Regions from separate parts of the Homo sapiens genome. Here region 2 is linked to region 1. Evidence: chromatin loops called from intact Hi-C (ENCODE). Cell type or tissue: K562. All regions are shown on one strand. Links, peaks and the distances in the headings refer to the core of each region. The heading gives the core; the rest is flanking DNA. Region 1 has its middle 140 kb from the start of PARD3B. Region 2 has its middle 190 kb from the start of PARD3B.

Region 1 (15,447 bases), core at 5,387-10,386:
CTCATCAAAAGATGTGTTTAAGAAAGTAAGAATGGAAGCCCTAGGCTATGAGATAATATTTTAAACACATATATTTGACAAAGGATTCATAGGTAGAATATATAATGAACTGCAAACCAATAAGAAAATGACAAGTATTCCATAAAACAAATAGCAAAAGACTTACTAGGCACTTCACAAAAGAATATATCCAAGTGGCCAGTAAGCATACAAAAAGACATTCAACATTATCAATCATTAGAGAACTGAAAATTAAATGAGATGCTATCATGCATACACGAAATAGCTAATACTTTAAGAAGATTGTCAAAACCATGTGTTGAAAAGGATGCAGAGCAAGTGAAACTCTCATATATTACTGGTAAAAGTACAAAAGGGTTAAACCACTTTGGAAAATTGTTTGGCAGTTTTAATAAAGTTAAATATATGCTCACTTTTTGCCTAGCAATTTTACCCCTGGCTATATTACCCAAATAAGTGAGTGCATATGTCCACAAAAAAGTGTTCAAGAATGGTCACAGAAGCTTTATTCATAATATCCCAAAATTGAAAACAGCACACACATCCATCAACAAGACATTTGATAAATACAGTTTAGTACATCCATACAATAGAATACTATGCATCAGTAAAAAAGAGCAAATCACTGTAACAAAAAACAGCATAGATAAATATCAGAAACATATTGTATAAAATAAGTAAAATACAGAAGTTATATACACTATGATTCCATTGAGATGAGGTGAAAAATAGGTGAAGTTAACATAAGGTGATAGAAGTCAGAATAATTCTTACCTTTGGGGGAAATTATTGACTGAGCAAGGCATGAGAAAACTTTCTGGGACAATAGGAATGTTCTTGATATATATGCATCATGAATATTTGAGATGTCTCTCTCTCTCTCTCTCTCTCTAGCTATATATATATACATATTTATATATTTATATTTGTATGTAAAATTCATCAGGTTGTACACTTAAGAGTCAGACTTCATACTATATGAAAAAATTTTAAAAAATAAATAATTCTAAAAGGCCTATCTCTTTCTTGGTGATAGAATGTTCAAGATGCAATAACTTGTCTGTTATGTCAGAGGTAATGTCATGGCACACTGCAAACAACTGGACCCCTGAAGACATCACCAATGTGGTCTTCATAAGACTTCCTTCATAAGATTTCCTTCTCACCCTGGTATGCACATGAGTTTCAGAGCATTCAGAGTGCTTGACATTTCCTGCTCACCAGGTCTGGTTAACATGGTATCATTAACATGTTGGACCAACATAACGTTCTTTGCAATATGAAGACTACCATGACTAGCAAAGTAGCATCCCTCTGACACAACTGTAAATGAACGTGTACTGCTGTCATTCCCGAGAACTTCTTTTGATCCTCCTTCATGACAGGAATGGAAAAGAATGCATCTCCTAGCTCAACAGCTGCATTCTGTCCGCCAGATACTGTTTTGATCTATTTTAGTAAAGATACCACACTTGGCATAGCAGCTGAAACTGCGGGTCCCACTTGTTTAAGTTTATGGTAGTTCACCATGCTCTGCCATGAACCATTTGATTTTCAGGGGGTTCTATTTTAGCTCATTTCAATGAGTTAAAATAGAATATGATGTGCCACCTCAACATCTTTTAAGTCCTTGAGGGTGGTGCTCATCTCTGCTATTCATCTGGGACATGTTATTGCTTAAGTTCTAATTTCTCACAGGGATGGAGGTTATTGGTACAAATTTAAGAGCTTCCTATATTAGTTTTCTATTACTGCTGTAGCAAATTACCACAAATGCAGTGCTTAAAACAGCATAATTTGTTATCTTACAGTTCTGGATATTGGAAGTCCAGAATGGGTCTCAATGAAATAAAATCAAGTTTTCAGCAGAGCTGTATTTATTCTTGAGGTCTAGAGAATCTGTTTCCTAGACTTTTCCAGCTTCTAGAGACTGCCTGCATTCCTTGGCAGGCAGGGAAGAACTCTCATGAACCCTTCCTCCACCTTCAAAGCTAGGAGCGTAGCATGTTTAAATCTGACTGACTTCTTTTTCTGCCTCCTTCTTCCATTTATAAGGACTCAGGATTGTTTGGGGCCACCTAGATAATGCAGAATAATCTCTTCAACTGAAAGTCAGCTGATTAGCAACTTTAGTTTCATCTGCAACTTTAATTACCCCTTGCAATGTAAACGAATATATTCATAGGTTCCAGAGATTAGGACATGGACATATATAAGGGGCCATTATTCTGCCTACAATATTTCCACTAACTTCCCTTATCATACCACACCTACTTCACAAAATCAAGTCATAAATATGAGGGTTCTACCAAGTTCTAGGTAAATTCATCCTGATGATGCATCTGGGGGCTGGAAAAACATCATCATAGGGCAGGACAACAGATTCATTGTATTCACTGTGAGATAGACCTGGGATAAGACTCTGTTTATCACATGGCTTCCATAGCCCATGGGCAATTTGATTCTCTTCATTTATCAGTATCACCTACAATTCAATACCCTCAGCCCTTGAAAAATCTCCTTTCCCCGAGTGTACAATTATCTGGTAAATGAACATAAATCCATTGGGAATGGATTGGGAAAATAGCTACTGTAGCATCATAGCATATTTCCTCAAAGGGAAATAGCCTCCCCTTCTATTAACTCTGGGCCTGAGAACGGTGTGAGAGATCATGATTTTCCAATATGGCAGCTTTCTGCTCACCCACAATTGATCATCAGCTGCCCAACTTCCTTGACCCTAAAAATACCATGGTCTATTGAACATCTTCACAGATTCCCATGGATCAAGGGCTCCTTATTGCCATTCCAGCTGCACTGCCTGTTATGGAAATTATGTTCACTTTGCTTCTGATGGTTAAGTGTTACCACCTGGCCTCTCTTATGCCAGAAGTTTATCATCTCCATTGATACTAAGTAAGCCAGGTCTGTAACAACCTCCCATGCCACCCCTGGCCCACAAATGACTATAACTATTAACTCCTTCCATTCCTCATTGCTTTAGGGAAGGGATATCCTCTGGGCCTTCCTGGGGAACATAGATATCTGGGGTTTGTTGTTGTTGTTGTTACTTTTGTTTTTGTTTGGCACATCTCTGATCCTTTTCATCCTTTCCCTAGTACTCTGCCAAGAGTTCTGGAATCTCCATTTCATTTACTATAAGACTCCAGAAAATGGTAGGCTTGAGAGTTAAGAAGTCATTTGTTAAGCTTGGCTCCAGAAGTCCTTTCTGGGATGTTAAATCTTGCCTGCACTCATATCAATACACTCTTTCCCATCTAACCTTGTAATCATCTCCTCTGAGCAGCTGCAAGATGCATTCCCGGGCGTGTTGTCCTGAAACACATTGGTACACATAAGCCCTTCAGTGAATAATTCCTTTTCTCTCTGTAGTGTGAACAATACTTCCTACTTGCACCATACTAAGAGTTGACCCTAGTTTTTAGTGTAGACCAGAGATGGGCAAACTAAGGCCCTTTGGCCTGACACTTAAAACTGTTGTAACATTAAGGAACACAGCCACGCTAGTTTATTTATATATGGTTTAGGGCTGCTTTCATGCTATGATGGCAGAGTTTAGTAGTAGTGACAGGAACCATATAGCCTACAAACACTACAGTATTTACTATCTGATTCTTTCAAATAAGTTTGCCAATTTCTGGTCTAGATCAGCACTGTCCAATAGAACTTTCTGCAATGATGGAAATGTTCTATCACCTGTGCACCATCCAACATGGTAGCCACTAGCCACGTGTGGCTATTGACTTGCTTTAAATGTGGCTACTGTGAATAAGACCAAAAAATTTGATTGTATTTTACCTTAATTGGCTTATAGTTGTATGTGGCTAGTGGCTATTGGATTTGACGAAACAGATCTAAATGCAATGAAAGGAGTCAGGAAGGAGTAGAGATTTTAAAGAGAAAAAACACCATCTTGAAGGGAATCCATCTCAAGTAAGTATTCTGTATGGCCTCTGAAAAATGGAAGGTTGCTTCCCACTAGCCAGCAGAAGGAGACCACCCCACCTGGACCAGACGGCCCAAAGGAATCTCTGGGCCTTGGCAGTGGTCAAGCACATCCGCCCAGAGGTTCTCATTATAGGTCTTAGGGTCGGTCTTGACTTTAGTGTAGGAGACACTGTAGTGTAGGAGCTGTGGACTTAGCCTTTTTTTAGTTCAGCCACTGGGTGCAAGAGATAGTGGTCTGTATAAACATGGCACTCAGATTTTTTGCACAGCCTTCTGGATGCAGGAGATGGTGGCCTCTATAAACACTATTATTAAAGCATTCTAGCTTTCATATCATGTCGTGAATTAATAGACTACTGATCTCAGTCTGTTATTTTCTTTCCTCCTGTGGCTGTTAGCAACAGCTAATTCCCCAATCCTCATAATTTCTCTTGCCTTATATCTTTCATCCATTAGATCTATTGCATAAGCCAGTACATTCCCTTCTTCATGTTCCCCATCTCAATCCACTATAGGTGTAATCTAAGAAATTGTAATGGTATGCCCTGCCAGAGGTAATCATTGCCCCATTTACCAGTTGTAGGAGCTGTTCCACGTCACCAATCAGCTTACTATAACCACTCTTGGATCAACTTTCTTAGACTAGGTTCCCCAAGAAGCAGACCCCAAGACAAGGATTTGAGTGCATGTGGTTTACTGGGGAATGACTGCAGGAGACAAGAATAAAGCGAGACAGGAAAATGTAGGAAGCGAATATAAGGTGTATTAATAAGCAGGTTACCGTGCAGGACAACAGGGGCTCAATCCTGCCAGGACTCCTGGGAAATGGTGTGGAACACACCTCAGACTTGTCCTCTTACATTGCTGATGGAGGGAATGCTCAAAATATGTTAATTCTCTGGCACTTCCGTCTGCCTTGTGCATTGGAGGACATAAAACTCTCAGGTGGGGAGTTGCAGGTGCTTTCCTTCTTTCTATTTGGGAATGGTGAGTGTTGGGATGACTTGGGCAGGGAATTGACAACATCGGCCACAAAATTGAATATCTAAAAAACCCAAGAGTCTGTTATGGTTCTCAAACAAAGAGAGGGTAGTCAAAGCAATAAAAACAAAATCAAAATGAAACATACACACACACACACACACACACCTCCTTGGTCAGGTTGGAGGTAACTTGTATATAATACTACACTCTCACAATTCACAATTTGGGGAAAATTAAACATTTAACCTAACTTTATTAACTATTTGCTTTAACATGCTTCAGAACAAAAAGGGAGGAATAGAAGAAAGAAGTGAAGGAAAATCTTGATAAATATTGAATCTGGATTGAATCTGCTACGTGGAGTTTCACTATACTATTGTGTCTTTTTGTTGTTGTTTGAAATTTTTAACTGAAAGAGAAAGTCTTTTTCTTCTCCAGTCCCCTCCAGAACTATCATTAGCCTTGGGTTGCATTCTTATAATCCTGATGACCTATTATTAGATAAAGAAAGCACAAAATAATGCAGTTAAACTGCAAGTGGCAGCTTTTCTCCTGTCACTTGGACCCAAGTTCCAAATTATGGTTCTTGTTCCTGCTTTGATCACATTACAATCTTAAAGTTTCCCTAATGAATTGATCCATTTATATATCTCCAGTGCTTGTTATGAAATCTTACACCTGTACATACTTCATATGGATTTAAAAAGCAATGAATATGGAGTTCCCATTAGAGTGCACATAAGGCACTAAGTGTAGACACGCTTTCCAGCTTCTCTTCCCCTTCCCTAACCCAACTAGGAAAAGCTCCTTTTAGTTCCTTCCTATTGTAAATGTATTACCTGAAATGGACATTAAGTTAGCTCATTAGCACCCCAAACATATAAGCAGTATTTAGTTTATCAGATCAACTACTAGAAACAAAGTCCTGAGGCAATGGGACTTCAGTTGCCTAAATGTTGACAAGTTGGTATAGAAAGTAAATACATAATACTTCACCTTACACTTGTAGGTGGATATACACTCTTTGGATTGCTTTTGTTATCAATCTCATTTAACTCTCACAGAACTTTAACAGAGGAGGCCCAATAAGCTTAAAGCATGGATCCAACCTAAAACTGCTAGAAAATGGCAGACCTAGAACTGGTGGTTGAGGAGCCCCGAATGAGAACACTAAAGAATAAGAGAACAGCAGAGTGAGGACATCTTGAATAAGGTACAGGAGGTGTGGGTGCTTGTGCCCTTCATAATGGGGCCTCCTTAGGCTGCCCCAGTGGGCCTGGGGTTTCCATTTCTATATTTGTTCTCATCTTCTTTACGTTGAAACACAGAACAATCCTCTTGGTGTCCTGAAAACACCTAATGTTCCATTCTCAAACAGGTTCCTCAGAATACTCACAATTGTGTTGTTTTTATACAGGGAGCTAAATGCACAATAAGGTATCATTTCAAATTTTCTCAAAAGCAACTTTAAAATTATATCTATGGAATACGATATGATTCTGGAAAAGTCTAGCTTTAGTTTTCCTCCTCTCTGCTACATATGTGATATTTGAGTTTTTTCTCCTTGAAAATCTGCTGATAATTACCCCTGTTTTAGTCATCTGAAATCCAGGACACAGTAAGTTTTAAAGATAAAAGGTAGCCTACTGTTACATCCCTTCCTGTGGAAAACAGGAAAAAAGGGAAAGATTCTTATCTATTTTCCTGATTTTATGAGAAAGACATATTTGTAGCTTTAAAATTTTAAACATTAGAGAAGGATACAAGTTAGACAGTGAAGTTTCCCCCAGAATCTCATTTTTCAGCATGAACCACAGTGAATGGTTATGCAGCTCTTCTTTTAGACTTTTTACTTTACAGAGTTTACAAAGCACTTTCACATATTTTTATCTCATTGAAACTTCACAACAGCAATTTCAATTATAAATGTGAGATTGGGGAAATTGTTTTCCAGTGAACTTTAATAACCTTCTCACAAAAGGGAGCTACCATGACTGACTACCTTCTAGTCACATTTTTGCAAAGCCAGGCCGGCATTGATTCACTGTGACCTTTCATGCTCAATTCATACAGCAAAGAGCCGACTGGGCTGTGGAGAGCAGAATCAATCCAAAATCTGCTAAGTATTTTGGTTCTATCAGCTACAGCCTTAGCTAAATACAAAACATTTGCATGGGTAATAGATAAAGATGGAGCAGTCTTCCAGAACACTATAAAGGAGGCTTCTTCAGCATCACTAACAAAGAAAAATGTGGGGCTAGCCAGTCTAAACTGTAAAATATTTAATTCAAATTAGAGTAAATTGTGGTATTTCCTCCCGTGTAAGTAGACAGAGATAGTCCTGCACCAATTACCACTGGATATAAAGTAGCTGCTCTCAAATTAATGGAATAAAACAAGTCCCCCCAGGCTAACAGCATAGTCTTGGGGTTAGCTGCTTAATTAGTGGGCTCTTTGTTCTAATAGATCTCATAGACAAGACCTTGAAATCAAATCTAGGAGTCGGAGGAGAGAGTCGGTGTCTTGGGTGAATCTGGTTACCATATTTCTAGACTAAACTAATGGAAAGATAAGGATCTTGATTCCAAAGAGCCAAATCAACCTTATCTCTTGAATTTGTATATAATGAACTGTTTATTTTGGCCCAGGAAGCCGCTTCAAAGAACCCATTATGATGGCTAAGGACTAAACCATAATTACATTTCTCTCCAGGACAAACTGAAGGATCTTTCCTTTTTTTCGGTCTTCATTCATTTTCCAAATTGTGAACAAAAATGTTTACTAGGTACTCTGGCCATCTTTATTATTGTGGCTTTAATGTTTAACACTAGTATATTTCTCTTAATCTCTTTGGTCTCAACCTGAAACAGGAGGGAATGGTGACACAAGTGGATTTCATTTCCAGTGAAACAGAAAGGCAGCAACAAGTCTCTAAGCTCCCTCACCTCTGAGCAAAATGCAGAGTGACTTGGAGTCCTGTGACCTAGCTTGCAATGTTGTGATAGCCCTGATAGTGATTCATGTCCTTACAAAACAAACAGCTATCTTTCTAACCCTTCATAGCTTAGGCGGGGCCTCCACCACAGAGCTACCTTTGGTCGGCTCTGCAGACTTTGATGATGAGACTCTAGCAGTCAGTCTAAGAGAGAAAAGGACATTCAGGGAATTTTAAGTGGCTTGGATCAGCATTTGTCATATACAATTGATGTTCATTTATATTTCACTAGCCAAAATCTAATGCTGTCCAAAATTGGGAAAGAAATATTTCAAATACTAATCAGGCCCAATCTTGCTTTAATGTAAAAAATGAGCCTTGTCCTACCTTTTTTCAATCCTAGTCTCAGAAGGGGGATTTAATATTTCCTGACAGTGCTTTAAATACTTTGCTGTTCAGACTTCAGTGAATCCACAATAATTATGTCAGTTAAACCAGCTTGGTTTTTCAATAGGTGTTTTAAGTTTAGGGTGCTTTTTGAACTCCGTATCATGGCATTCATTCTTTGATATTAGGTTTATTAGAGAAAGGGCCAATACTCAGATGGATCACCACTTAACCATTTAACCCATTTACCTGTTGTTTTTTAATCTATTGATTTAGTGGTCTACAGCTTCCCAGCCCCCTCCTTTCCAGGAAGTTTAATTACACAGAATCTAGGAGCCATTGCTATTCCCAGTGGAGAGTTTCGGGGAAGGCCAAGTGGTTTTTAATTCTCAGAAGATCAAGCCATAAAGACTCCGGTAGATTATCATTAAGCACTGACTTAACATTTAGTGTCTTACTAAGCTTTTTATAGGAGCCTTTGCCATTTTGATGAATGAGACTGAAAAATTATCTTTGTTTTACAGATGGAGAAAATATATCAATATACAATTGTTTAGGGGTGGGGAGAGAAGTACCAGTTTCTTCAGGTGGAAATTAATTCTACCCATCCTTCAACACCCTCTCAAAAATATCCAACAACTTCATCATAGTTTTGGCTTCAATCAGTGTGTGCATTCTTCCTGAATCATACTCTCCAGTAAAACAAGATCTTCTTGATAGGCTCTGTTGGCAATATCCAGCCTTCACCTTGACAACAATTAAGCCAGGGAGCACAATTGAGACTGAGTTTTCTTCAGAAGAACAGCCAAATGGCACTGAACACATTTACACAAAGTCATAAAGCAAGTGCAGGAATTAGAAGTCGTCCCCTCCGTGTGGGTGGAGTGGTGAGCCTGGCCCGGGGAGGAACATGGTTTGCTAAGTAGAGGCCTGGGGATGGTAGATACAGACCTTCCTTATTTCTTCAGAAGAACATATCAGAATCCCCCATGGGAACCCCCACACTGGAATCTCTTAGCTTTTTAGAAAGCATAAGCAATGCCGCTAGAAACCATTTATCACATTTAGGAATTCTTTCATTGCTTTCTCATAATTTGCCATGTAAAAATAAATTAGAAGTCATGGAGTGGATGCTTACTAATAAAAGAGAAATTATCAAAGAGATGAACATAAATAGTAATGAAATCAGCATGGGCCTGCAAAGTACGGACATTGCAGGGTCAAAATAAAGGAGGGATGATAACAAGACAAGATTTGCTTTGAACTTCTTAGTCAACACTTACTTTGTTTTCTTCTAGTTTTCTAGGAACCAGCTTTGTTATTTTACATTTGACCACCTCTTATAAATCCAAACATTTACTATTTGATGCTCTGTTTTTTAACCCTGCCTTATTCTATGTGCAGACTGCTCCAAGAAAAATATCAGCAACTAAATTTGCTGTTTTCACTCTAAGTGGGAACATTTTCTATGATAGTAATAGTCTGACTTAGAAAAGGCTACTTCTTAAGGCAATGAGTGTGGACAGTTTGTCGGATTAACACCGAGCTGGGATGCTATAGTGGTAAGACTTTGAAATTTGGGAGTCAGAGAATACAAGGGCTACTTCTGATTTTACCTTTTACTAATTGCATGGACTACTTAACAGAATGTCTGTAATTTAAACCTCCCCTTAATGTATAGGCAGTATAAAATTATGCAAATGTCAGTCAGTTTAAGCCATTCCTGAGGGGCAGTCATTTGCCCAAACCAAAAATTCATACCCTAGGTGTCATCACCTAGACTTCCAGTTAGAAGCCCACCTTCCAGAGGTGATTCAGCTATCTTAAACTCCCAACACCACCCAAGTTATTCTTAATTAGCAGGATGCATGTTAAAATGGGTTTTCATTGGTGAAATTAATAGCTTGTCAATTAGCATTATGGCTGCTAGAAATGGGGTTTCACTGGTGAAAATAGTGATGTTCAAATTCTAGACTCTCCCTAGTTGCATAAACAGAATAAAAATGTAGAAAACTCTGTGTCCTATACCTTTAGGGATATTTTCTGGAGACTGATTTCTGTACGGTCCTGAGTCCGACCATTGACTCGGTCTTCAGTTCTTGAGTTGCCTGATATCTACTATAAGACTAATTGAAACCAGCTTCTAGAATATGATCATATCTGCTTCAAGTGAGCATTGCATGCACCAGTGCAGTTAGAATACCTAAAAGGCCAACAGTTGCAATTTCATCAAATTATAGAATAGGTTACATGAGCTGTTTTGTGACCGCTTCCTAATAAATGTTTAATGTACATTTTTATATGTGGCCAAATTTGGTCAGAGATTTGCTTTCAATATAAACTAGTGAAGAGGTTGTGGGGGAGACAGTTATTCATCATCCATGTCTAATTATCGGTAGTTACTGTTATTGACAAAATAATCTGCAACATTACCCTCCACTCAGCATTTGATCTTGCTTTAGCTCGTCCCAGATGTTCTTAATGTTACCTAGGTGCCTATGGTCAATTAGAGGGTAAAAGACTCACAGATCTCCAGACTACAGATCCAGAGGGATTCAGTGGGATTCAGTGTAGGCACAGGGCTCTCCTGGATTAGCAGTCACTTCAGGACCCTATGACTTGGTCTGACTATTGCCTGTTCCTTGCCCCCAAGTCACAGAGACTGTTAGGATTTTTCCTGTTCTCTCCAGAAAAATGAAGACCCTAGAGGAATTCTCATCAATATTTCCTGCTAAGTTTCTTTCACAAAGCCATGATCAAACCCTTTGGTAAGTGCTGTAAGAACAGAATACAGATATGGATATCCTGGAGGGGGTGGGTCGTGTCATAGATACAGGTGATGATGATGATGATGCTGATGATGATTACTATTAATGCAATTTCCACCTGACAAAAAAACCTATATTAAAAACCCATTCTGTTTGGCTGCACATAAAATAAAACTCGGGAATGTTGCCTTAAGGCAGTTAGGTTTGTTTTCTTCATATTATAAATCTAGAGTTGGGAAATGTGAAGATCAATGATGCTGTCAGAGACCCAAGGTCTACATTCCTGCTCTGTCATCATTTGTTCATGGCTCTTGTCCTCATGCTTTGAAAATGGCAGCAGCATCTCCAGGTGTACAAAGAAGAAGGAGAGAGGTAAAAGGGATTTCACAAGGTAAGCTTTTGCCAGTTTATTAAGGAAAGAAATCTCTCTCCTGAAAATTCCACTTACGTTACATTGGCCAGAACTTTGTCATCCCCTAGCTGCAAATGGAGGTGAAGTTATTTTAGCAGAGCATATCACTGTTCTGAACAAAATGAAATTCTGACAGGGAGAAAGAGAATTGATATTGCCAGATAACTAGTAGGGTTTACCATTCCTACTATTCATCAGCCACTTTACTGGGTACTTTCCATATCTACAATCTATAACCTTGCAAAGTAATAATTTTCCATATGATCTACTGAGGAACAAAGACTTTTAATAGCTTGTCCAAGAAAATGGCAGATAACTTGACTGACAGAAATTATTATAATAACAGTTAACGTTGCTCAAACGCTTGCCATAGGTCAGGTATTTCTCTGGGTGCTTTATGTACAGTGACTTGTTTCTTCCTCATAGAAACCCTCTGAGGAAGGTGTTTTCATTGTCCTCATTTATAAGATGAGGAAATCAAAGTTTAGAAAAGTTAAGGAACTTGCTTAGAATCACACAGGTTATAAGAGGTGAAGCTCAAGTTTGAACCTAGTTCTGTGCGACTCCTTAGCTCTTGACCACTGATTTGGTTTGGCTGTGTCCCCACCCAAATCTCATCTTGAATTCCCAGGTGTTGTGGAAGGGACCTGGTGGCAGGTAACTGAATCATGGGCAGGTCTTTCCCATGCTGTTCTCATGATAGTGAATAAGTCTCATGAGATCTAATGGTATATAAGGGGGAGTTTCCCTGCACAAGCTCTCTCTTTCTGCCTGCTGCCATTCGTGTAAGATGTAACTTGCTCCTTCTTGCCTTGCCTTCTGCCATGATTGTGAGGCCTCTGCAGCCATGTGGAACTGTAAGCCTATTAAACCTCTTTCTTTTGGAAATTGCCCAGTCTTGGGTATGCCTTTTTGAGCAGCGTGAAAATGGACTAATACAGTAAATTTGTACCAGTAGAGTGGGGCATTGCTGAAAAGATACCTGAAAACGTGAAGTGACTTTGGAACTGGGTAACAGGCAGAGATTGGAACAGTTTGGGGGGCTTAGAAGAAGACAGGAAAATGTGGGAAATTTTGGAACCTCCTAGAGACTCATTGAATGGCTTTAATAAAAAAGCTGATAGTGATATGAACAATAAGGTCCAGGCTGAGGTGGCCTCAGATGGAGATGAGGAACTTGTTGGGGACTGGAGCAAAGTTGACTCTTGTTATGTTTTAGCAAAGAGACTGGCAGCATTTTGCCCCACCCTAGAGATTTGTGGAACTTTGAACTTGAGAGAGACGATTTAGGGTATCTGGTAGAAGAAATTTCAAAAGCAGCAAAGCATTCAAAATTTGATTTGGGTGCTGTTAAAGGCATTCAGTTTTATAAGGAAAGCAGAGCATAAAAGTTTGGAAAATTTGCAGCCTGACAATGCAATAGAAAAGAAAATCCCATTTTCTGAGGAGAAATTCAAGCCAGCTACAGACATTTGCATAAGTAATGAGGAGCTGAATGTTAATCCACAAGACAATGAGGAAAATGTCTCCAGGGCATGTCAAAGGTCTTCATGGCAGCTCCTCCCATCACAGGCCTGGAGGCCTAGGAGGAAAAAATGGTTTTGTGGGCCGGGCCCAGGGTCCCCATGCTATGTGCAATCTAGGGACTTGGTTCCCTGCGTCCCAGCTGCTCCAGTTGTGACTAAAATGGATCAAGGTGCAGCTCAGGCCATGGCTTCAGAGGGTACAAGCCCCAAGCCTTGGCAGCTTCCACATGGTGTTGAGCCTGTGGGTACACAGAAGTTAAGAATTGAGGTTTGGGAACCTCTGCCTAGATTTCAGAGAATGTATAGAAACACCTGGATGTCCAGGCAGACGTTTGCTGCAGGAGCAGGGCTCTCATGGAGAACCTCTGCTAGGGCAGTGAGGATGGAAAATGTGGGGTTGGAGCCCCCACACAGAGTTACTACTGGGGTACTGCCTAGTGGAGCTGTGAGAAGTAGGCCACCATCTTCCAGACTCCAGAATGGTAGATCCACTGACAGCTTGCCCCATGTGCCTGGAAAAGCCACAAACAGTCAATGTCAGCCCATGAAAGCAGCTGGGAGGGAGGCTGTACCCTGCAAAGCCACAGGGGCAGAACTGCCCAAGACAATGGGAACCCACCTCTTGCATCAGCATGACCTGGATGTGAGACATGGAGTCAAAGGACATCATTTTGGAGCTTTAAGATTTGACTGCCCTGCTGGATTTCAGACTTGCATGGGGCCTGCAGCCGCTTTGTTTTGGCCAATCTCTCCCATTTGGAATGGCTGTACTTACCAAATGCCTGTACCCCCATTGTATCTAGGAAGTAATTAACTGGCTTTTGATTTCACAGGCTCATAGGTGTAAGGGTCCTGCCTTGTCTCAGACGAGACCTGGGACTGTGGACTTTTGAGTTAATGCTGAAATGAGTTAAGACTTTGAGGGGGCTCTTGGGAAGGCATGATTGGTTTTGAAATGTGAGGACATGAGATTTGGGAGGGTCCAGGGATGAAATGATATGGTTTGGCTGTGTCCCCATCCAAATCTCATCTTGAATTCCTCTATGTTGTGGGAGGGACCTGGTGGGAGGTAATCGAATCATGGGGGCAGGTTTTCCCATGCTGTTCTCATGATAGCAAATAAGTCTCACAAGATCTGGCAGTATTATAAGGGGGAGTTTCCCTGCACAAGCTCTCTCTTTTTGCCTGCTGTCATCCATGTAAGATGTGACTTGCTCCTCCTTGCCTTCGGCCATGATTGTGAGACCTCCCCAGCCATATGGAACTGAGTCCATTAAACCTCTTTCTTTTGTAAATTGCCCAGTCTCAGGTATGTCTTTATCAGCATCATGAAAACAGACTAATACAACCACTCTGCTGCACAGCTTCTGCAAAACACATCAAACTGTGCACAGAGCTACCATTTCACTAGTGTTGTAGAGGTATCAAGTGAACAGGCAAAAGGTCAAATACCAATCAGGTAGCCAATCAGTACTCCAAATAAGAGAAAGTAAGCAGAGGAGGCTCAGAATGGAAACTGAAGATTCAAGAAATAGCAAGAAATGAGTAATGTCCAGCTGATGTCTAACTGTGTGCCAGAATATGTGTTTAGTGATTTCTCTTGATGCAAAGGGCCCTTTTCCGTACATCAGTGTGTATTTTGATTAGGTCACATGGAAATATCTATCACAGATGACAGCTGCTCATTGCCCACTTAATAACCATACTCCAATTCTTCTTTACTAAGAGGACCCTCATTTTACTATGGGCAACATTAGGCTGAGTTAAAATGACTCACTCCATATATTTCCTTTCCCTTCCTGATGGCTATATGACACAAGACTGGCCAATGACAATTAAGTAAGCATGGGTTTTGGGTTACAGCTTCCTGGAAAGTTATTGTGAAAAAGGTTGGTGGAGAAACAGGTAGGGAGAAGAGAAGAAGTCCATAGAGTATGGACCCTAGGCATGGATGGCTTTGCTCCCAGACAGAAGAGAACTTACGAGAAGAGGGAAAGCAAGTATCTCCCTGCTTCTCAGAACTTACATTCTTCCCATATGAAAAAGAGAACCCAGTTTGTGACCATCACTTTAGATTCACAAAATATACCAGCATTCTAAATTAGGATTTTCCTTGAGAGCTAATTCTTTGGAGATGTGCTCTTGGAATACAGTCATAATCACCTATAGCATATATTTATAATACACACATGTATACATACCACATACATATTTATGTATAACATTAGACTCTGTTACCACGGAAACTATTACAGTACTAACAAATTTCCACTGTAATATGAAATAAGAAATTCAAATGAAATACCAAGCATTTGTTTAAGCACAAATAGCTTTAGTAATTAAATACATAGAGACAATACAGAAAACTGCAAATTAATACTTAGAAGCCTTTTGCAGTATGAAAGTTGGCTTTGATGTTGTTTTCCCTTTTCCACTGCATTATGT
Region 2 (15,447 bases), core at 4,708-9,707, 55 kb before region 1:
AAAACCCAAACCCCAATGTGATCATGAGGAAAACATGAGATAATTCTATGTGAGGGACATTTACAAAATAGCTGATCAGTGCTCCTTTAAATTGTCAAGGTCAACAAAAACAAGGGAAGTCTGAGAAACTGTCATAGCCACCAGGAGCCTAGGGAGACACGATGACAAACTTTAATGTAGTATCCTGCTTGGGGTCCTAGAACCATAAAAGAACACTAGGTAAAAACTGAAGAAATCTGAATAAATAAAGTATGGGCTTGAGTTAATAACATATCAATATTAATCATCACAAATATACCATACTAAGGTAAGATGCCAGTAGGGGTGAGTGGGTGAGAGGTATATGGGAACTCTCATATTCAAAACTTCTCTGTGAATTTAGATGTATTCAGAAACCTTTTGTAAAATAAAAAATTTATTTTATAATCTTTAATGAGAACTAAAATCTAAATCTCTGTAGTGAAAAATGTATAGATTCCATTACACTGATGTTATTTTGTACCTGCTGTCTTCAGGGTCACCTAGCCACCAATAAGAATGAACCAACTGAGAGCCTGTGCCAAGTGCCAGACTCTGAATCTGGGCCAAATAGACTGAAACCCTTCCTCCACATCTGTTTAATGTTTTTGACATTCCTTGTATCCTCCTTGCTGAATCTACATAAACTAAAACCAAAAACTGCTGCTGTCCTAAAGCACCTGCAACTCCTCCTCACCCCATTCCCTCCAATCAGACCCCTCAGATGTAGACAACAACATCAATCAGACTCAATGGGACATGATGATCAGTTAATTTCCCCTATTGCTAGCTCACTCCTTCTTCCCTGCTGGGAGCTTACAGCATGCTGAGTGGCCAAGGTCAGGCTACTTATGATAGCGTTGATTAACCAAATTAACCAAGTGCCTTGCTTGTGCATATTTACTTCCTACTGTTTACTCTTTGGCCATTTTAGTACTTGTAAATATATACCAAAGGCAGCAATAGCAACCAGCCCTGAGCCTTTGACATGGCATCATACATCAAGGGGCACAAAATACATACATGTATATGTATTAAAAAGAATCTTCAAGAAATCACATTAAGCAGTTAATAGTGGCTAATTCTGGGAGGAAGAAAGGGAAGGAATAAGAAAATAAATTTTGCTGCATTCTATTTGCTTTTTATTGACATTTGTAAGGATTTCTTTTTACACATTTCTACACTGGATTTTTTTCTACAGTGAACACAATAGTACTTTCGTAATTAAAAACCTACTTTGACTGTGGGATATACACTGTTAGTTAAAATTGTTGGTGCTGACTCTCAAGAAAGAAAGTATTTCTATTGTACAATGTGGATAGAATTCAAGGAATTTTGGGGGTGTCTTACATCATTACGGCCAAGGATAAAAGTTAATGGAAAACTGGTATAACCTACAAATAGGCTCTCTCAGGGCTCAGAACTATACCAAGCAAAGAAACTAGGCAAGATAAGGTTTTGAGTAAAGGTAAGACGATGATGGAGTAGATAATGAAGAAGGAAGGTCATAAGTTGCACCAATAGCATTAAGAACTATAGCTTCTGTTTCTCTGCCCTTGCTGCTGGAGTGTTCAAAGGCTTAATAATTTCATCCATCATTTTCCCTTTTCTCTTTTCCCTTTGGATTAGGAACTATCATTGTTCTTTGTATCTTTTTTCTTCCTTTTCTTCATACTACTGTATATCAAGTATGTTGGTATAATTATTTGATTCATTCACTGGTTGAAGAAAAGAGTAAAGAAGGAATCACAACAAAAGTACAGAAGAAATGCGAATCTGAGGGAGATCATGGTCTGTGAAGGGAGTGGTCCATTGACATCCTGTACCTACATATTGCTCTTGGTGTGACCTTGGGTTACTTCTTGTTGGAAAGTTTTTATGACTGCCTAGAGGAGTCTCTTTAGGATTGTGTGTGTTGACAAAATTATGTGTGCTCTGAGCAATCAAAGGGTAAAACAGCAGAAATTGTGGGTGTTTCAAAGGGTAAAACAGCAGAAATTGTGGGTGTTTCTTCCCAGATACATGTACAATTCTAGAAAAGTCATATATCAAAAGTCAAAGAAGTCACATATCTCCTTTAAGGGAACTTCCCCAACTTATAGGGGTAGGACTCCTTAGTGGTCGTGGTTCTATTCTGCGATCCTGTCCTGTTGACCATAATGAATTGAAACAATCCTAAGTCAGACTGATTAGTGATGGTTAGGAGGGTGGTGTCATGTGAGTTTAAAAATGGCTGCCGAGGACACATGACTTTAAGGAAAGGAAAAGACTTTTTTCACTGACTGGTCAGACGTGTCCTAAATTAACCTTATTAATTTTGGTAAAGGGTATTCAATGGTATATGGTAAGATCAATACAGAATTTTCCTTTCAGAAAAATACAATATAGCAGTAATGTAAATAATGATTTAAAGTTCTCCCAGAGAGATATGTCTCTATTAATGTATATCTATGTATAATGTATATAAGATTTTTCATAGCACAGATATATTAGCTATATATAAAATAATTGACTTCATACACAAATCAAAACAGAAAAGGAGTGAGTTTGAGAGAGTAACAGGATAAGGATATTTTATTTTTTAGGTATTTCAACTTTAGTGAGCTCTAATTTAACATACAACAAAATGTACATACATGCAACACATGTTAGGTGTACTGTTTGATGCATTTTAACAAATAAATATGCACATTTAGTAACCCAGTACAATCAAGACAAAGCATTTCCATCACTTGCCAAGATTTGTGTCTCACACTCATAATTTTTTTGAAAATTATTTTTTTAAAGCTGCTATGAACACATGTTTACAAGTCTTTGTATGGATATTTAAAACAATTCTTCTCAGGTCAAATCTTAGAAGTAGAATTTCTGGGTTGTGTGGTAAATGTATAGAAACTGCCAAGATGTTTTCCAAAGTGACTGCACATCATTCTACATTCTCACCAGGATTTTATGAGTTCAGTTGCTCCACATCTGTATTAGTTTGTTCTCATGCTGCTAATAAAGACATGCCTGAGACTGGGTAATTTATAAAGGAAAGAAGTTTAATTGACTCACAGTTCCACATGGCTGGGGAGACCTCACAATCATGGTCAGCATGGGAAAAACCTGCCCCCGCGATTCAATTACCTCCCACCAGGTCCCTCCCATGACACATGGGGATTATGGCAGCTACAATTTAAGATGAGTTTTGGGTGGGGATACAGCCAAATCATATCAACATTCTTGTTGTTAACACTTAGTATGTCAGTCTTTTCCATTTTAGTTGCTTTAATGAGCATCACATTATACTTTTAATTCACATTTCCCTGATGATTAATGAAATAGATATTTTTTATGTGCTTATTTTCCATTCACATGTCTTCTTTTATAGAATATAGGTTCAAATCTTTTGCCCAGTTTTTACTGCATTGTCTTCTAATGATTGAATTGTATGTGTTCTTTATATATTGTGGTTACAAATCCTTTGTTAGATATATGTATTATGAATATCAGCAACCAGTCTGTGGCTTACCCTTCTGTTTTGAGAGTGATTTCTTATAAAGAGAAAAAATGTTAATATTAAGACCAATTTATTAATATTTTTCTTTTATAGTTAGTGCTTTTTGTGTCTAAGGAATCTTTGCTGATTCTAAGGTCACAATTTTTTTGCCTATATTTTTTCTAATGGTATAATTTTTTGCTTTTATTCTTAAAAATGTGATCATTCAGATTAACTCTAAAGGGTCAAAGTACAAGCAAGGAAGGGGTCAAAATTTGTTTCCTTTATCGACATCCTGTTTCCAATATTAAATTATTGGTTAAAATGACTACTTTTTTCATTGAATTACTTGGGATATTTGTTGGAAATCATGTGTGGGTCTACATCTGTACTCTTCATTCTGTTTTAATTATTTATATGTTAATTCTTACAAAAATATTACCATGTCTTGATTACTTTAGCTTTATAATAAGCCTTGAAATCAGAGAGTATAAGTCATCCAAATGTGCTCTTCTTTTGCAAAATTGTCTTGGGTATTCTAGATCTTTGTTTTGCAATATAAATTTTAGAATTAGCTTGTCAATTCTACATAAAACCCTGCTGGGGTTTTTATAGGGGTTGCATTAGATGTAAAGATCAATTTAGAGGAAAATTCTTATTTGATCTTTGATATACTTCCTCATCTGTTTATGTCTTCTTTAATTTCTCTTAGCAGTGTTTGGTTTTCAGTGTACAGATTTTGCATATAACTTGTTAAATTTATGTCTAAGTATTTCATGTCCTTTGATATGTTTAATGGTACATTTTAAATTATTTTTTCAGTTGTTTATTGATAGTATATAAAAATGTTTGATTTTTAATACTGTATACTATTACCTTGATAAATTTGACTTATTCATTCTAGTTTCTTTTTTTAATCTACTTTAGAATTTTCTACATACATGGTCTGCAAATCAAAAAGTCTTTTTCAAATCTGTATATATCAGACTGCTTTTCAATTCTGTATGGCTTTTATTTAGTTTTCTCCTCTTATTGTATTGTATTGGCTAGCTCTTGCGGTACAATCTTAAATATAAGTGGTGATAGACAATCCTGCCTTCCTCTTCATATAAGGGAAAAACTTTTTTATCACTAGGCGTGATATTTGCTCCTTTTTTTAAATAGATGCCCTTTTCCATATTGAAAAAGTTATCTTCTATTCCCAATTCGCTGAGAGAGTTTATCAAGAAGACGTACTAAATTTTGTCAAAATTGGTTTTTTTTCTGCTTCTGTTGAGAGATTCTTATGTGTTCCCCCCTTATTATGTTAATGGAGAATTGCATTAATAGATTTTCAAATGTTAAACCAACCTTGCTTCCTGAGAATGGCCCTTTTTGGTCATGATATATTATACTTTGTATATACTGCTTTGCCCTATATCAAGAATAAATCAAGGATACATATTGTAGGTCTTAGAACAATCACTGAAAACATAGAACAAAGAGGCTTAGAGAATAAGACAATAGTGGAGTTGGAATTCATTATTGGAGTTGTTTGTCTTCATATCTTTCTCTTCTCCAGTACCTTTTCTTACAAGACAAATCCCAGCTACCTCATCCTGCCCAAATTCCAATCTCCATGTTTTAAACTTAGTAAGACCACTGTATTCCTTTTGGGTTTCCCCTCCCTCAGAAAGGAAAGCAGAAAGCTAAGGGATGTGTGTTCTGTGTTTAAAAGAACAAAGAGTTAAATTGATGATTGTTTTACATTCATGCATTAATTAATTTTTTCAACAAACATATTTAGAGTTAGGCCTCAAATATCTAGGCAAAGATAGTTAATTTTTATTATAGCATTTAACATTTAAATTTTTCTGCCATTTAAAAAATATAAATGCCCTACCCATTGTGTAGTACATTTATATGTTTGGGACATGTACTAATGGAGGAATATACATGTAGGTTGGACTAGAAATACCTTTTTAATGCCAGAAAATGCCCTCAGATAGAAAGCCAGTGTGAGGTGCAGTGGCTCACCCCTATAATCCCAGCACTTTAGGAGGCCGTGGCACGCTGATCATCTGAGGCCAGGAGTTCGAGACCAGCCTGGCCACTGTGGTGAAACCCCGTTTCTACTAAACATTAAAAAATTAGCTGGGCATGGTGTTGTGCCCCTGTAATCCCAGCTACTGGGGAGGCTGAGGCAGGAGAATTGCTAGCACCCGGGAGGTGGAGGTTTTAGTGAGCTGAGATCATGCCACTGCACTCCAGCCTGGGCGACAGAGTGACTCCATCTAAAAAAAAAAAAAAAAAGTCAGTGTGAGTCTAGGGCTCCACTTGTTTTTGGCCTTCTACTGTGGATCATAGTACTGTATTGCCTATTGTCTAAAAACAGCTGGAAAAGTGTCTTGCTTTCTAGTTATTTTCTTTGGGAGGGAAATTCTAATACCAGTAATTACAATAATGGCCAAAAATGAAAATCACATAATAGTGACTTTTAACAACATAATCATTCTACGAGTATTAATGTACAAGTAGGTAATATTAATACATAAGCCTGTGATGTTACTGTTACCTGGAATATACAGCATCAAAGATTCGAACTCTTTTTTTTTAACAGAAGTAATTTTTTAAATGGCATAAAAATAAACTATCTTTGCCCAGATATTTGAGGCCTAACTATAAAAACAGTGTAGGTGAAATGATGGCTTGACGAGGAAAGTTCAACTCAAGACTGGGTAGCTATCCTTTAAAAACCAGTGAAAAGAAAAATCCAGTTGAGAGAGGGAACATGACTAAGCCAATTAAAAACGTACTTGTTAATTACTGAAAAACAGTGACCAAAGTTGGGGGGTTTTAAAAGATAAAAGTGAAATTAACTACTTTGAAGCAAGTCACTGAGGGGAAGAAATGATGATCATTAGTCTGAGAACGTTTAGGTTAAGGCAGAGGGCTAGAGCCTCAGACCCCTTGAGAACTTTTCTGATTTAAAGATTCTATGATTAAAAACAAAAATTTTAAAAGCCATTACATTAATAGGCCTCATTTATAAGCCATCAACTAAAGTATCACGTATTGACATCCTATTTCTAGTTTTTAAGAAAAGGAAAGGGAAAGTCTTTTCTTCATTGTGTAGTGCACTTATATATTTGGGACATGAACTAACGGAGGGATGTAAATGTAGGTTGGACTGGAGATACCTTTTGTAAGATATTATAAAATCACATCATTATTATAAATACCACTCTACTTTCATATTTCTCATCTCATTAATTCTGCTCTACTTTCCTGTATTTGAAGAAAAACAAGAAAGTAACTTTCTGCATAATTCTCTATGCCTTTGTTTTTTACTTTTTCTTACTTCTAAACAGCAACCATAGCTATCAGCAGTAAGCTAAGAGATGAGTGTTCTGTGTTTAAAAGAGCAAAGAGCTAAATTAATGGTTGTTTTACATTCATGCATTAATTTATTCTTTCAACAAACTTTTTTTTTCTGCTGGGTCAGGAATGACAAATGGATTTCATATTTAATGTCATCTCCTAGTGACTGATAGTAGCTGATTGGAACCCTGTACTGAGAATGAAAACGCCTTTCTGGCTCAGCCAGATTGATTTTCAATTGAATCCTGCCCTAGACAATGAAGGAGGAAGTAGCACAAAGGTGTATTGCCATCTCTTCACAAGTCACCGTACTTGGTTTAAGGGATATATGGTGTATAAGACAAAATCCTGTTCCTAAGACTAATGGGGAATACTTCTTGGAATAATGAGAACTATAAAAGCAATAATAGTGTATCAATGAGGGCTAGGTCAGAAAAACAGAAATCAGAGCCAGGCATTTCAAGTAGAAAGGGGCTTAAGGCAAGAGATTGGGTAGTTATAAAACTATTGGAAAGGCTGGGGGAAAGCAAACCAGAGAAAGCTACCAGCTAATCTCAGCTTTGCTTCCAGCTTTCAGAGAGTGAGGAAATTGCAAGATCATTTGAGAAATGCTGGCGCTGATTATAGCTGCCTACTGCATTGAAGTACGTGAAACTCAACTTCAGGGAATCAAGCAATTTATTCAGCCGCTTATTTGAAAATGGAGCCAGGAATAGAACTCAGGTCTTCCTCTCAGTTCACCAATCTTTCTATAATACAGTTTTGTTTCTTCTCATTCAACTTGCACTGTCATTGTTCTGATGTACATACCCAAGTCTTTATCATTGTTTTGCTATGTCATTTCCTCTTAAGTCCCAGGCTTACTTTTTAACACACACACACACACACACACACACACACACACACACACACACTTTCCTGTACTATTAAAAACTATATAGGCTCTTGGAAATGTTACTTCTGGAGGTTCCACCCTACACCAAAGCAAATGTATTAATGTGCATCTATTTTTTGGATAGAAAAAATGTAATTTTGCTTTTGAAATAATTTGGCTACAGATAACTAATTTAATTTGAGATTGGCTATGATTTCTTGGCAATTACTTCGCATAGTTGGAAATTCTTGCAAAGTGAGAAAAATTTAATCTTCAAATTGTTTTAAGTGCAATGAAATATTTAGGAGTAGTAAACATGACAATTAATGAAGTTGGCCCAATGTTACATTTTGTAGATGTTTAAATATTTGTTAAATTCAATTTTGCAGTTTTCCTCTTGGAACCAATGCCTTTTTTTTTAGGTCCATAATGCTAAACTCCAGCTTTTCTAGTGCTAGTTGGCAGAAGTGGCCCAGGGCTGTCTCTCATGGATATCACCAAATATAGCTTTCTGTGAGCCTCTATGCACGCTGCTCCCACGGAATGGAATTTCATGGAATTTCAATCTTGTGAGTGGTGCAAGGTCAGAGATAATGAGGTCCACACGTGTTTGTGTCTGTGTCTTTCTACAATGGCAGACTTCCACTGATGCTATTTAATCACAAAAGCCATGGACTACATGGTTCCCAAGGAGGCAGTTCTCCTTAGTACTTTCTGTTCACTCAGCGGTCAGAGCCTTGGACACACAGGCTCAAGTCACTTCATAATTCAGTATACATAATAGTATACTTAATCAATATATAAATGCTATAGATTAAACATTCCACAACAAACAAAGTAACATTTAACATCAAGAGAAAGGGGATAGGAAAAAGGGGTTAACAAACTAGTCCAGGAGGAGTGACAAAAACAAAAACATCTCCTGGTCTGAGCCAAGAGGTCCTTCAGTCTTGCAAGGAAGAGTCTTTGATGTGGGCAGAGCCTTCAGCAGGAGATACTGGGTTCACCATGAGTAATAGGAAGATGGTGTCAGCTAAGACAGCCATATCGAACTCCTGAAGCCCTGCTCTGTTTATGGCCACAGAGTCCTCTGGTGAGAACTGGTAGTGGAAGGGTGTGCTTGCTTATATCCTTATCTGGTTGGATGCAGTCTTTATAAATCGGGCAAAACATCTTATCCCTGTTGGCAAAGTGCCCTGTGAAATGTAAGATGGAGTCTTTTTCTAAGATGGAGTTACTTATGGCAAGGGTGTGCTATATACTTGTTATCCCCAAACCCTCCCAATCCTAGTGCACACTCTTCAGAGTTTACCTTCTCATCAGCTCTTCTTAAATCCACTCACACCACCACCTTCCTGTAGGGCCAATGCCTTCTTCTTCTATCATGAAAAATGTGAAGTTTGATTGAGAGTTATTTATTTACATGTCTGCATCCCTTTTCAAGACAGGAATATTTTGAATGTTGTAAGAGTTTATTATCTCAGCACAGTTCCTCATGCATGTGCAACACACTACTAAAACATTGTATGTTAATGTAAATTCATTAAAGACACATTCAAGCACTTTCCATGTGCAAGATACTAAAGGGAGATTATCAAAGAAGAGTTGACTACCATTCTTATCTTCAAGACACCTCCAATTTTTCTTGAAGAATTTTAATATATGAGATAAGAATAATTTCATTTCTTAGATTTTAATTTCTTGATGAATTTAGTCACTAGATTCACAATTCTGTGGTCAGTGTTGTAAGCGTAAACATTTGTAGCTTATTTTCGTATGGCTTCTTTTTAAAATTCAACAAACAAGAAATGTGTGGACAAAAGAATGTGGCGAAGGGGTTAAATTGTGTTATTCTGGCATATTGACTATTTAAGTTAAAGGCACTTGAAAAATGCAGGTATAAAAAGGTCACTTTGACCTTCATGTGTAAGATGAAATTCTTGTGTGAAAAATGCCCTCCCCATACTAGAAAGATACAACATTCTCCACAGGAGGAGAAATCAAAACCAAGAGAATACTGTACAGACCTTGTTAGAATAACGCTTCTTTTAAGCTTTCCTACATAGTTTAGCTGCTTCTTTTCCCAATTCACTATATAAGTAACTGACTCTAACTACTTCTTCGGCTCTTCATTTCCTTCTGAGGACTCCTATGCACGTATAATTTGTATTATGCTTTTCTCCTATTAATCTATGTTATGTCAATTTACTTCTTAAACCCAGCTGGGAACCTAAGATAACAGAGGTGGGATTTTTCTGTCTCTACAATGGTATAATAATAATGTGTTACTTTACAGTAGGTTTTAGGATACCAAAACATGTTTAGGTACATAATTTTATTTGATCCATACAACTATGTGGCAAAAGCAGAGCTGGTAATATCATTCCCACTTTACAGATAAGTAAATAGAGGCTCAGAAGGCTGACAAAAGGCACAGTCAGAACTTAGGTCGACATCCAAGCCTAGCTTCACACTGTCACTACACACTTTGCCCCAGGTTCTAGAATGTTAAATTTAAGGCAGAATGGTTATAAATTAGCAAGTTGGATAATTCAGCAGTGAATGTAAATGAGAGTTATAAGATAAATGACATTTAGTGACATTAATTAACTGATTAAATTAAACCTGATATTTTAATCAGAATTTGTTTGTGCAGTGCTAGATAAAATGAAATGTAGTTTAACCTAGTTACTTGAAAAAATTCCAGTTACCATAACGACTTCTTGTGATTTCAATTAAAGGTGGTCTTTTCTTTATATTATTTTTAGAACTTTAGTTACCATAACAACCAGATGCCGTGTATTTGATCAGTTAAATCATTCCCAAACAGTTAAAATATGATGTTCTCTTGGAAACAATCAAAATATGATAAGTGGTGTGTCAGGAATTAATGCCCAAATGGCAACGCAGACGCAATTTTTCAAGGAGCTCACATGTGAAATAAAAGACCAATGAATCTTCCTTTGTATGTGGGCTTATGATGTTTCTCAGTTACAGAAATCAAAAAGAGATTATTTATCAATTGGAGGAAAGTGGAGATGTCAGGTTCTGGGGTAATATGAATTGTCAGAGCTACAAAGAGAAATGATGTAAATGATAAATTCATTTTCACCAGGTTTGGGGGCTTTGCTGGAAACAGTATTACCAGAGCTTTGCCCAAGCTGAGAGTGGGGAGAGGAATTTGGCTTTATATAATAGAAAACAGCTCTGCCTTTCTGTGTTCATTACCTCCCCCATGCCTCGCCCTGTAAAGGAGAATTTTTAAAGGAGTCTCTTCCTATCTTAAGAAACTGGTTTCCTAATATCAATGAGGGGAGCCACCACTCCTATACTTATAGGCTCTGCAGTTATTGAAATAGAGATTGGGAGCAAGATGACCACAGGGGAGGTCCAAAGAGGAAAAAAAATGAAAGCAAGAGAGTTCAGAAATAGGAGAATGGCAGACCAAGAAGATGAAGGAAAGAACACAGGCAAGGGGTAAAGTCCAGGATGAGGCAGCCCAAGTAAGGAAGGCAGAACAGAACAAGGGGCAAAGCAGAAACCAGCCTCACCTGCAGCCACGTGTCCCTAGAAAGAAACAAGGAGGCAGAATCAGTTAAACGTGCTGACGGCTATCTACCTTCAATCATGTGAAAATACTTCCGACATATTGGGCCCAAATGCATGGCAAACGAACATCAGTAAAATTCCCTTGCTCTCCGAATCAAAGGCCTCACCTGTTTGAGGTAAATTGGCCCTTCCGGGCAGATGTCTTGCTTTATTTGATGGGCAGCCATCCACGTGGAAGTGGGTTAAGGACAAAAGATGCATCTGGTTGCCCTGAAGGAAGGGCCAGGTTGCCCATTAAGTGACAAATAAAGATGGCCTCTCCCTGTTATCACCCCCTGCCCATGAAACGAGGAGAGAGCCGCTTGTCTTGCCCACAGCCTGTGCAGAAGCAACAGACGGATGGTGAGAGTGTCAACCGTGGATTCCGGGCTTAATTGTAGTCCTTTTGCTTAATGAGGTTTCGTGAGGAGGAGGAGGTGGGGGATTGGTGTGTGCTCCTGTGGCTGAGGGTTATTTAATTAAAAAACAATAAAGCTGCCAGCTGCCGCTGGTTAACAATCTGGAACCCTCCCTTTCTTCCTCCCAGACGTGAACACAACACAGAGAGATAAAGCCTCTCTAACCGGCTTGTGAGCTGAGGCCCTGTTAGCACCCCCAGATCAAACCACCCCATTTTCTTCCTAAGCTCTCTTTGGTTGCCAAAAACATTGCTAGCTGATCTATGGAGAGTTAAAGACCCCCCTCATAGCTAAATTACAAAAAAGAAAACAAACAAAACTCCTATTCACCCCTTCTCCTTGGTGCTTGTTTTGAGACCAAAAAAATGTACCCTGGAGGCTGGGCGCGGTGACTCACGCCTGTAATCCCAGCACTTTGGGAGGCTGAGGCGGGTGGATCACGAGGTCAGGAGATTGAGACTATCCTGGCTAACACGGTGAAACCCTGTCTACTAAAAATACAAAAAAAATTCGCCGGATGTGGTGGCAGGCGCCTGTAGTCCCAGCTACTTGGGAGGCTGAGGCAGGAGAATGGTGTGAACCCGGGAGGTGGAGCTTGCAGTGAGCTGCGATCTTGCAGTGAACCAAGATCGCACCACTGCACTCCAGCCTGGGCGACAGAGCGAGGCTCTGTCTCGAAAAAAAAAAAAAATATATATATATCTATATAATATATATATATATAATATAAATATATATAAATATATAATATATAATATACATTATCTATAATATAAAAATATATAATATAATATACATTGTCTATAATATAAAATATACATAATATATAATATACATTATCTATAATATAAAATATATATAATATATAATATACATTTTATATATATATACACTCACACACACCCTGGAAATGGACACAGGGGAGGTGATGCAGAAAGGGGGTATCTTCCAGCTCCTGTCTCCTGTGTGTATCCTGATATGAACACATGGACGTGGAGGCTTTCCCAGGAAGGATGCATAGTCTCCTACCAACAGGGTTTCTGTCCTCTGTGTCCAGGGCTTCACCACTTCCAACAGTCACCTGGGGAATTTGCTTTAAAAAAATACCACTTCTCCCAGCACTTTGGGAGGCCGAGGCGGGTGGATCACAAGATCAGGAGTTCAAGACCAGCCTGGCCAAGATGGTGAAACCCTGTCTCTACTAAAAATACAAAAATTAGCTAGGCATGGTGGCAGGCACCTATAATCCCAGCTACTCGGGAGGCTGAGGCAGAGGATTGCTTGAACCCTGGAGGCAGAAGTTGCAGTGAGCTGAGATTGTGCCATTGCACTTCAACAAGAGCGGGACTCCATCTCCAAAAAAAAAAAAAAAAAAAAAAAAAAAACACTTCTGAGGCTCTTCCCTGGAGATTCTGAATAAATTAGTGTCTGAACCTGTATTTTTACCAAGGGCCTTCATTGATGTTTCTGATCAGAAATGTCTGAAAAATTATCTTCTCATTACCTGTTTACCCGAGGGACCTGAGTGGAGACTAGAGAGAAGGGAGTGAAATGGAAAGTTCCTTCAATGCAGAGTGTTTAGCCTTGCGTATATTTCTCAGTTACCAACAAAGGCCCAAAGCCTGTCTGTGATTTTTCTGTTTAAAGAGCTCCCCCATCTCCTAACACCTCCAGCTCAGCTAGGGAAAAGCAATGTAACAAAACTGCAGGGTCTGTTTCTAGGGGGTAAAAACTAGCTACTGATTAGCTGTGGTATCTTAACAGCATTCTTGTTTGAAGCATCCCTGTGGCAAATTATTAACACACTAGAGTGAGGCTTAAACCAGGAGACCCCCATCTCCTTACTAATTAATCAAACTTCAAAAGTTCACTCACTAGTAGGTGACAACCATGTCTTTTTGCCTGAGGCTGTGTCAGTTTTAGCACTGAAAATCCCTTTCTGGGAAACCTCTCAGTCCCAGGCAGACCAGGGCATGGATCACCTCTAGTAACCAGCTCACACTATTGGTGCCTCTCTTGGGATTATTCAGCTTTTCTTTCCCCCTATCCTAGATGCATCATGAATTTCACAGGGGAATTGTGAATCTGGGGATACTCAGGCCTCACGCATGCATTCTCTGCATCTCACTTAGCACCTTCCTCAATTTTCTCTTCTTCAGCACCTATCAATTGGCTAAAGAGCCAGCTTATTCTCTTCCAATTGGCTATAGACCCCACTTATTCTCTTCCCAGCTTCCAATTATCTTTTCCCCTGCCTAGTAAAAAAAGCCCTATATTCTCCAAATCGAGTTCTCTGATGACTTTTGATGTCCTTTTAAGTCCACCAAATAGGCTGGCCTAGGATTAAATAATCTTTGGAATCGCATTTTATTTGCATTTCAAATGTACAATTTGCATGGCATTTGCTTATGCCTCAGTCAGATTGGTTCAGATCTCATCCATATTTATTTAGGGGGAGGGGAAGTATAAGAGCAAAATATTGTGGACTCCTGGTCAGAAAAGCTGACTCCAGATCCTGGCCTTGACATTTATTTGATCAGCAACCTTAGATCAATCAGTTTTGCTTTATGAAAAATTGAGATGGTTGAATTATTTTCCTTCCTAAAAATTATATGCTGAAGTCCTAACCCCCAGGACCTCAGATTGTGATCTTATTTGGAAATAAGGTCATTGTAGATACAATTACTTAAGTCAGGATGAAGTCATACTCATCTAACTCACACTCTTCATTTTGGAGTAGGGTAGGTCCCTAACCCAAACTGACTGGTGTCCTTATAGAAAGCGAAATTTGAAGACAGACACGCATGCAGGGAGAACGCCATGTGAAGTGTGGGGTTACACTGCCACAGGTCAAGCAACTCTCAGAAGGCAGGACCAGAAGGTAGGAGGAGAGAAATCTGGAAGGAACAGACCTTTTCCTTGCACCTGCAGAGGGAGCACGACATGCCAATGCCTTGATCTTGGACCTGTACACCTTGGAGTCTCCAGACTGTGAGGTTTCTGTTTAGAAATAAATTTCTGTTGTTTAAGCTACTCAGTTTTTGGTACTTTTAAATGGTAGCCCTACTAAACTAATGTAAATGGTAACACCTACTTCATAGGATTTTTCTGAGAATTAAATATATAAGAATATTTATGTGAAAGTACTTGGTACATAGGAGTCATTAATGAATAGAAGAAAAAAATAATAGAGAGAGACAGCAGTGAGTTACCAGAAAATGACACCCTTGGAGTTACAGTATCAAAGTTCAAACTCCCTTTCCTTCTCTGTTATACCTTATATGGCAACTGCAAACCACTTCAACCTTTCATCTCTTTGATCCTCATTTCCTCATCTGTAAAATGGATATAATAGTACAAACTTCCTAGGGAAGTTGGGATGATTAAGTAAGAGAACAAGTGAAACTACATCAACCAGCTTTGTAATGAGAGGCCACGTGGCTTTTGTCCTTGCAATGTAGAAGGCACAAAAATGTAAACCTCTCTTCTCTCAGCAATTGCCTCTACCTTTGCCCCCTTAGCCCTCGACTGAGGCCAAGAGCTAAGAGCTGACAGATGGATGGAGCTTGAGATCCTGCCAACCCTTTGTGTGTTGGAGATGATGGCACCACAAGGACTTCCCCTTTCCTTTCTTCCTCCCTGCCCACCCCCAATTCAAGAGCAAATTTCATGCTTCTTTCCTGAGGATCAAAAGAGCTATGACTCTG

Evidence for each region. A loop is a pair of places that touch in the nucleus more often than their neighbours do. Peaks named below come from ENCODE experiments on the same cell type or tissue, not always from the same donor. Only the 100,000 strongest peaks of a DNase experiment are listed, where the experiment ranks them.
Region 2: it touches region 1 in a loop (2.1-fold over the local background); 1 of 110 quality-filtered maps calls a loop at or near these places.

What each region holds. Positions count from the first base shown.
Region 1 is chr2:204,399,904-204,415,350 of GRCh38, forward strand. No RefSeq gene overlaps it. Among named protein-coding and RNA genes, the nearest start is that of PARD3B, 140 kb to the right of the region's middle. In K562, for the core only: no CTCF peak of the experiment used is centred there; a DNase peak (open chromatin) is centred at 8,008.
Region 2 is chr2:204,345,751-204,361,197 of GRCh38, forward strand. No RefSeq gene overlaps it. Among named protein-coding and RNA genes, the nearest start is that of PARD3B, 190 kb to the right of the region's middle. RefSeq lists an enhancer at 531-1,074. In K562, for the core only: no CTCF peak of the experiment used is centred there; DNase peaks (open chromatin) are centred at 7,701 and 8,771.